Linked DNA regions of Mus musculus: region 2 is linked to region 1. A link is a loop called in an ENCODE intact Hi-C map of the cell type or tissue named here. Cell type or tissue: left cerebral cortex. All regions are shown on one strand.

Evidence for each region. Peaks named below come from ENCODE experiments on the same cell type or tissue, not always from the same donor. Only the 100,000 strongest peaks of a DNase experiment are listed, where the experiment ranks them.
Region 2: a loop joins it to region 1, with 9 times the contacts of the local background. A loop is called at or near these places in 1 of 42 quality-filtered maps.

The regions. Positions count from the first base shown.
Region 1 is chr13:67,304,114-67,308,113 of GRCm38, forward strand. Zfp457 (zinc finger protein 457) reads right to left here and starts at 2,299. Exons shown (of 4, transcript NM_001003666.2): 1 at 2,237-2,299. The coding sequence starts at 2,242. In left cerebral cortex, CTCF peaks have their summits at 2,188 and 2,389; DNase peaks (open chromatin) are centred at 1,540 and 2,362; H3K4me3 peaks cover 1,412 bases; H3K27ac peaks cover 1,278 bases.
Region 2 is chr13:67,449,949-67,453,948 of GRCm38, forward strand. Zfp874a (zinc finger protein 874a) reads right to left here and starts at 1,676. Exons shown (of 4, transcript NM_177712.4): 1 at 1,564-1,676. The coding sequence starts at 1,569. In left cerebral cortex, no CTCF peak of the experiment used is centred here; a DNase peak (open chromatin) is centred at 1,693; H3K4me3 peaks cover 1,206 bases; H3K27ac peaks cover 1,164 bases.

The DNA of each region.
Region 1 (4,000 bases):
CTTTTTAATATGCAGAGTCTCACGTAGCCTAGGCTCCCTTGAGTTGGCTATGAAGGAGAGGATGACTTTGAATTCCAGGACTCCTGACTCCTCCTCAAAACACAGAGATGACAGAAATGAATCATAGAATATACTTAAGTTCACTCTTCAATAATTAGGCTGTTTGATTTTAAATACATATAAATAAATATTTGGTGCCTGTAAGTTATATGTGACGATGCTCATGTACTCTTTCTATATTATAAGGACTGTGTTTTGTTGCACAAGGCAGCACACAATTCCCAATTGATAAACTGTTATATGTAACATTAACTAGGAAGTGTCTATTTATTCTAGATATGGTTGCAAACTCATTGAAAATTCCAGTAGCTAGGACAAGGTGGTCTGAAGCCCATGCTTCCTGACAGTAGACTTGAATGCTGTAGGTCAGGCTCCAGCTCTGGCTCACAAACACTTGGTTTGACTGAAGAGTGATAATATAAGCAAGATCCCCTGAGATAGGGGGAGCGGCTGTGGAGGAGAAATCTTGAAACACACACACACACACACACACACACACACACACACACACACACACACACACACACTAAAATCTGTGTGTATTCTGTGAATGCAAAACTCTTGTAAGGAGTCTGTGGGTGCAGAGTCTGATGGCCCACGTGTAAGTTCACCGAGGGGCAGAGCCTGGAATTCTGCAGGTTCAGGGTTAGCTGTCTTACCTTGGGCTGGTTTTACCTTCAGGGTCAGTCCTTGCCTCACTCTATAGTGGACCACATAGCTTATGACAATAGATAAAAACCTCCCAGAATCCACTGACAAGGGAGAACATAAGTTTCTATGAATCCAAAAGCTAAAATCTCAGCAGATGGTATCTTAGGTGAATAGAATATCTCCCATATATCGTAGTACATGCTTCTATCGACTCACACCAAAGTATTTTAAATTTTCCTTGGTTAATGACATTCTTTGTTCTGTAAAACCATGAAACTGATTCCATGTTGGAGCATAGAATTTGGATTAAAGTAAATCTGTGTTCTCAGATCAAGGCTATTCAAATGGCTCTGGACTAAACTATTCTCTTAACCCTTCAGGAGGAGAACTATGCATAGACAGGAACCTATGTGAAAAATCATTAGACCCCAAATGTATAACAGCTTTCCAAATTTATATTCCAGCTGTTCCAAAGCAGTTGAAAAACTTGGGGAATTCTTCCTAAAACTATTAAAGGTGCCTCAGTAAACCTGAATGTCACATTGAGGGACAGAAAATTTAATATTTAAGACAGTTAAATTTAGGACAGTTCAGACGCTGCTGACAATGTGAAGAGACAGAAGAAAATCATGTGATAAGAAAACATAGTACAATGTACAGAGCCTGGCAGATTAGAGAGCAATGTACAGAGCCTGGCAGATTAGAGAACAATTTACAGAGCCTGGCAGATGAGCAGAGCCATTTTCCTCTTCCCTTTCAGACTTTCCAGCCCCACCCAGCAATCTCTCATCACACCAAGTCGTCTCTCATCTGAAAAGAAGTCCAAATTTGGACAGAACACATACTCAGAACCGTTGAGGTACTGCTGTCTAGCGATTTTAATTTGATGTGCAAAATCCATAATTATCTGGATTGGGCAAACATAGGTTCATACCAATTACAAGATTATTCTGTGGCTACATAGCCATGTATTGTGATGATTCAAGTCACAGAGATGTCTATTGGAAATTCCCACTCTAACCAAGGCATCCATAAATCTAACAATTCATTCCAAAGGAAAAGTAACTAACAACCCACACAACAATCACCGTCACAGGACTCTCTGTCCCTAGACACTAGGACCTTTGGGAAGCTGTGTGAGCTCAAACCAGGAGTAATCTCTAGGACATAAAGTATATGGGGCGCTAGATGTCCACGTGTTCTGTATGTCCTAAGAATCTGACAACCACCACAGGAGAACCCGTCAGCTAGGCAGAGCACGTTTCCCCAGCAAAGATGCGTGAGCTCCCGTCAGCATCTCAGGCACAGGCAGTGAGCAGACCCTGCCTGCCCTTGCCATCCTGCTGTTTCCAACCTTCTCCTCTTCAAACCTGTGCCCAGGGACAGTGGCCCAGCCTAGGTCAGCACAGCACCTCAAGGTCAGCAGCTTCCTGTCTCACAAGCCCAAGTTGGCACTCTCTGTGCCCTATCCGCCACCCTGCACAGTCCTTCAGATCTGCAAGATGGTGCTGTTCCCTGCACCAACCTCCATGGCAGAAATCCAAATGCAGCGCTCAACAGGACAGCTGCACAAATTTGAGAAGAAGCGAAGTTTGAAGAAAGAATACGGAATTTTGTTGCTGACAGCTCTTTCTGATGACGTCACAGGCGATGGGACTACATTTCCCACAAGTCAGTTGGAAGGACTTCCGGGAACCCACTGAAGAGCTTTTGTACACTGCCTGGATTACAGTCCACTGAGAGCAGCTGCACATGGGCATGCACATGGAATTTGGGCTCTTTTAAAATCCTTGGTCATGGCACGAAATGTTTGCCTGTAAGATGAGCCTTTCACAGTAATCACGTTCATCACGTTTCCATGTTATCTCTGCTACAACTCTGATCTATGTATAGAATCATTCACGAATGAAAAATTCATGCTTTCATGATCTGCTTTATTTAAGAATGTGGAAGCAGGAAGTTAATGTAGGAGTGAGCATTATCTCTTTACGATTCTATTGAAACCATCTTAGTCGCTTAAGATAGAAGAATTGGAGATCAAATCTAGTCACCAGCAGATGTTTTCTTAGTACAGGCTTTCCTGTCTCCCAAGGGGAGGGGCAGAGTTCCTGGGATCACAATGGTGTGTGTACTGACTGTCGAGCCATTGTGCACTTACAGGATTTCCCTTTGCCTTAGGTTTGATGTTTCTTATTGATTTTCCTGTCTCTGCACTGATCCTGTCATCGGTCATATTTGAAAATATTTGAACATTAGTGTTATCTGTCTTGAACTTCCCTCCCTTCTAAATAGAACACTTGAGTGTTTTCTCCTTGAATACAAAGGTATCAGATATATGTTCATATTACTGTCAAATAAGTCACTGTAATAAAGAAGTTACACTGGAAACATGCAGGATTGAGAATCCCTACCTTTTCATGGGAAGGTTTATTCCTGTGTAGTTCATACTTGAGTCAAAGTTACAAACTCCATTACAGAAAAGGCTTCATACTTCCCGGAATCCTAATGATCCAAAAGGAACCCGTTTCAGCGCAAAGACTGTGCAGAGTCCCTATTCTTTTTCAGGAGTATGTTTATCCAGAGATGCAGATCATTTGCTCACTCAGAGAAACTAGAGGCAAGGAGCAGTACGTGTGTGTACCTGTGCTTGATTGGCAAGCATCATGACTGGTCTGTCCTCCTCCTGAATGCTGCAGTGAAGGGCATTGTCAGAAGCCACAAAAGTTATTATTTCTCAGCATAGCTAGTTTTCCAATATGTGTTATGTGTTGAGGTCTGGTCTGTTGCTATGTATGTAATGCTAAATTCTATACCCGAAGATCTAAGCCTACCACAGACTTCTCACATTTACAAGGTTCTGTTGTGCAAACCTTGTTCCTTGATTTAATACTATTAGTTAAATCAAATTGGCTACAGCCAATTACTGGAGAAATTACAGGTAGGTGGGTTTTGAGTTACCTGGTAGAGGGTCGAGAAGAGAGAGAGAAGGAAGAGAGACCAGGAAAAGGAGGAAGAATGGGGAAAGAGGACAAAGATGCCATGTCTCAAAGATGAGACATGGCCATGAGAAACAGCAAGTATCTGGGGTATACCATCGGGAAGAAAGGAGGACACCAGGATAGCAGTTAGAAGAATAAATGAGGGCTGCCCTCCCCAGTAATTGTCAAAGCCAATGGAAATAACCATAGTCTGAGTCTTATTTATTTGTAAGCTAGTCAAGGGTAAGCTTAAATTAGTTGTGTGTATGGTATATGTATACATGTATGTTTGTGTCTTTTCATGCACACAT
Region 2 (4,000 bases), 150 kb after region 1:
GATGTTGAAAACCAGGATCTAACACTGAGATGTTGAAGGGAAAAAAAAAATCTTCTTCACAGCAGGGCCAGACTTACAGTCTCTCAGCTAGGAGAGACTGAAGAGGCTATGACATCCAGAAACACAGAGAATTTATTGGGGAACATAGATGTTTGGTTCAACAGTAGGTTAGTCATTCTGGACAGACAATATGTACACAAAACCTATAAATCAGAACTGTACATTTACAAAAGAGTTTGACCAACTGAAACAGGCAGCGTGTGTGCAGTGTTAACACGAGGGCACCTCTGGTGTCCTTTGTTAACACCTTGTGACAGGTTTTTCGATCTCAGGCTTACAACCTCTGAGGCAAAAGTTTTATCTCTTGTTTTACTTAGGGAGATTTTAGTTCATCCTCCACTGAGAAACAGCTCAATATCCTTTCAGAAAACATCTGTGTCATTTCAAGTGAGGAATTAAACACTTTCCACGAGAGATTCCTAATCCAAGTGAACCATCTGTAAATTCACAATTCATTTCCAGGTAAGTGGAGGAAACATCACACACCTCAATCTCCAGTACGCAAAACTCTGACCCTGGAACCTAGCAATTTCTGTCACCTCAAAGCAAGACAAGAGTTATTGCATGTGTGATAGTTAAAAGCTAGCTCCATTTCCAACTAAGCTGTTGTACAACACAGCAACAAAAACAAACAGCAAACAAAAAACCAAAAAAAGAAAAAAAAAAAAACCCACATAGCAGAAAATCCCCAGAGTTGAGATACTTGTGGTGTGTGCCTTTAAAAATTCCAACCCCTATCTTCCCTTTTGCAGCAGTTCTCAAACTGGCAAAGGAGATTGTGGCTCTAAATAAAGCAGTTTGGGTTGTTTTTTGTTTGGTTCTCTCTCCTCTCTTCTCTCCTCTCCCTCTCCCCCTCCCCCTCCCCCTCTCCCTCTCTCTCTCTCTCTTTCTCTGTGTGTTTTTGTGTTTTGTTTTTCGAGACAGGGTTTTTCTGTGTAGCCCTGGCCGTCCTGGAACTCACTTTGTAGATCAGGCTGGCCACGAACTCAGAAATCCGCCTGCCTCTGCTTCCCAAGTTCTGGGATTAAAGGCGTGCGCCAGCACCGCCCGGCTGGTTTTATCTCATAATTCCTAGTTTTGTTCGGAGTTTTTTTCAGTGGTCTTGAACTCCGTGACAGACAGCCATAAAGTACAGAAAGGACCAGATCTCCTCTTAACTAAACTTACTGACAGATCCAGTAATATCCACGTGAGAGTGACCCAGCTAATGCTTCCACCAGAAAGCTGGAAAGTGTACGCCCAGAATCACCATGCCCAGGCAAAGACCTTCACCCAGCCAACACTGCCCAGGCAATCCTTGAACTTACAAGCTTCTCCATTCCTTGATTTCTGTCAGTCTAACGCAGGGGTCAGTCCCACCAACCCCCGCAGCGCCCTCTCACCAGCCCTGTCCAGAAAGCTCCTCCAAATCAGCTCTTCCCAGCTCCCATTCCATCCGGTCCCTGTTCCTTCCGGAACTATGCACCCCGCACAGACCCTGGGATGACTGAACCCTGGACCAACCTCCATGTCAGAGATCCAACGGGAGAGCACAGCAGGACCAGAGTCTGGCCCAGCTTTGGATAAGAGCCGCACATGCTTACTAAAAGATGAACTGTTTACTAAAAGTGCAGACCTGTGACGTCACCGTGCTGCAGACTACATTTCCCACAAGTCTGTGCGATGGCGTTGCAGGAGTCCTAGGAGAGTGAGTTGTATTATTTAAAGGTCCTGGATTTCTACATTGATGTGTGTCTGCAATGTAGTGTCACCTACTTAGGAAACAAGGAGACCATGAACTGTGTCCAGTTCTAACGAGCCGAATGTTTATGTAAGGTGCCGCTTTTCCGGATTTTCACTGTAAAGTTCTTAATTCCTTAATTTCCGTGGAGTTTACAGCTATTTGAGGAACCACCTCACTGCCAGTTAAGTGGCAATAAGCTAGTTTGCAGAAACCAGACCATGCGTTAATCATTTCAAAAGAGTTTTACAATTTTCTGGAGGAGGGAAGTTGCCAGGAACTTATCTTTTAGTAATTTAAGAGCGGGTGCCCGGCACACAATAAAGTTTCCTCACAGAGGACAAAGAGCAAAAGCAGGGACTCAGGCTGCTTTTGACATTCAAGATTCACAGCCTGCGGTGTCTTTAATCCCAGCTCACTGCAAGCAAATTCAGGCACCTCTGAGTTCCAGGCTGCCTTGTTTACAGTGAGTCCCTGGCCTGCCAGGGCTACACAGTGAAACCCTGTCTCAAAACAAAACAAAGAACAACAAAACCAGAAATATCCAGATTCATCACAGAAGATATTTGTGAATCAAGCCTTTCCATGTTTTGTTTGTTAAGTTTACAAGTTGTTGCTCATCAATATGTTTATTTTAATCTTCATTCTACATATTATAAAATGTTACTTAAGCTTGCAAAAAAAAAATAGAAAAATAGACAAAAGGAACTTGCCAGATGTTATGGATATGCCTTCAATCACTTGGGAGGCAGAGACAGGAGAAACTCTAGTTCTAGGAGAGCCAGAGGCCTGTACTGGGACTGTCCCAAAAAAAAAGGAGGAGGAGAGAGGGAAATAGTATGTTATATTGGCAGTTTTCCTTGGAAATAACAGAATCCCTTCTGGGCCAAACCAAGCTGCTCTGAGCAGCCTACTACCCAGGGAACCTCCACTCTCCTGCCACCTCTCCTTCACCTCCATCAGACTCCTGAACCACAGGTAAGGTTCCCTTCCCCAACCCTTCTTCCCTGCTATCTGAGTCCTCTGGGGCAAGCCAAGCTGCTGGAGCAGCCCGCCATCCGAGAGGTCCTCCATTCTCCTGCCACATATCTGCCCACCTTCATCAAACCTGAGACTCCTGAAGCATACAGAACCACAGGTTCGCAACCATACAGCCCAAGGCAGCCCATCAGAGGCCTGCCACACCAGGACCATCCAGGTTCACCTTCCTCTCAATCCGGCTACAATGAGAACATCCATGGAGCAAAAGCATCTAGATGGCTAAAGGCCCTCGAAACAACACAATCAACACGAACCAGGCCAATGTGACACCTCCAAAGCACAGCTACCCCATGACAGACAGCAAGCCCTAGTTATCCTGATCCAACCAAACCACGAGAAAACTGTAGCAGCTTGAGTTCTCATGCTAATCAGGTTACTCAAAAACCTGTTTCCAGTGTCCTGCACATAGGCTAAAGGAACACTGCCCCCAGTTGGCTCTGGTTGGGAAATAGAGTTAACAGTGGCCAATGATGGAAGGGAGATAGAGGCAGGACTTTTAGGATCCCCAGGCAAGAAACAAGGGAGAGGGAGCTGGAGAAATGACTCAGAGGTTAAGAACACTGACTGCTCTTCTGGAGGTCCTGAGTTCAAATCCCAGCAATTACATGGTGGCTTACAACCATCTGTAATGAGGTCGGATGCCCTCTTCTGGTGTGTCTAAAGACAGTGACAGTGTACTCATAAGCAGTATACATGTAAAGTATACATAATAAATAAATAAATCTTTTTTATTAGATATGTTCTTTATTTACATTTCAAATGCTATCCCCTTTCCTAGTTTCCCCTCCAAAAATCCCCTATCCTCTTCCCCCTCCCCCTGCTCCCCAACCCACCCACTCTCGCTTCCTAGCGCAGGCATTCTCCTATACTGGGGCACAGAACAAGACCAAGGGCCTCTCCTCCCATTGATGACCGACTAGGCCATCCTCTGCTACATATGCAGCTAGAGCCATGAGTCCTGCCATGTTTTTTCATTGGTTGGTGGTTTAGTCTCAGAGAGCTCTGCTGATACTGGTTAGTTCATATTTTTGTTCCTCCTATGGGGCTGCAAACCCCTTCAGTTCTTTGGGTACTTTCTCTAGCTCCTTCATTGGGAACCCTATGCTCCGTCTAATGGATGAATGTGAACATCAACTTCTGTATTAGTTGGGCACTGGCAGAACCTCTCAAGAGACAGCT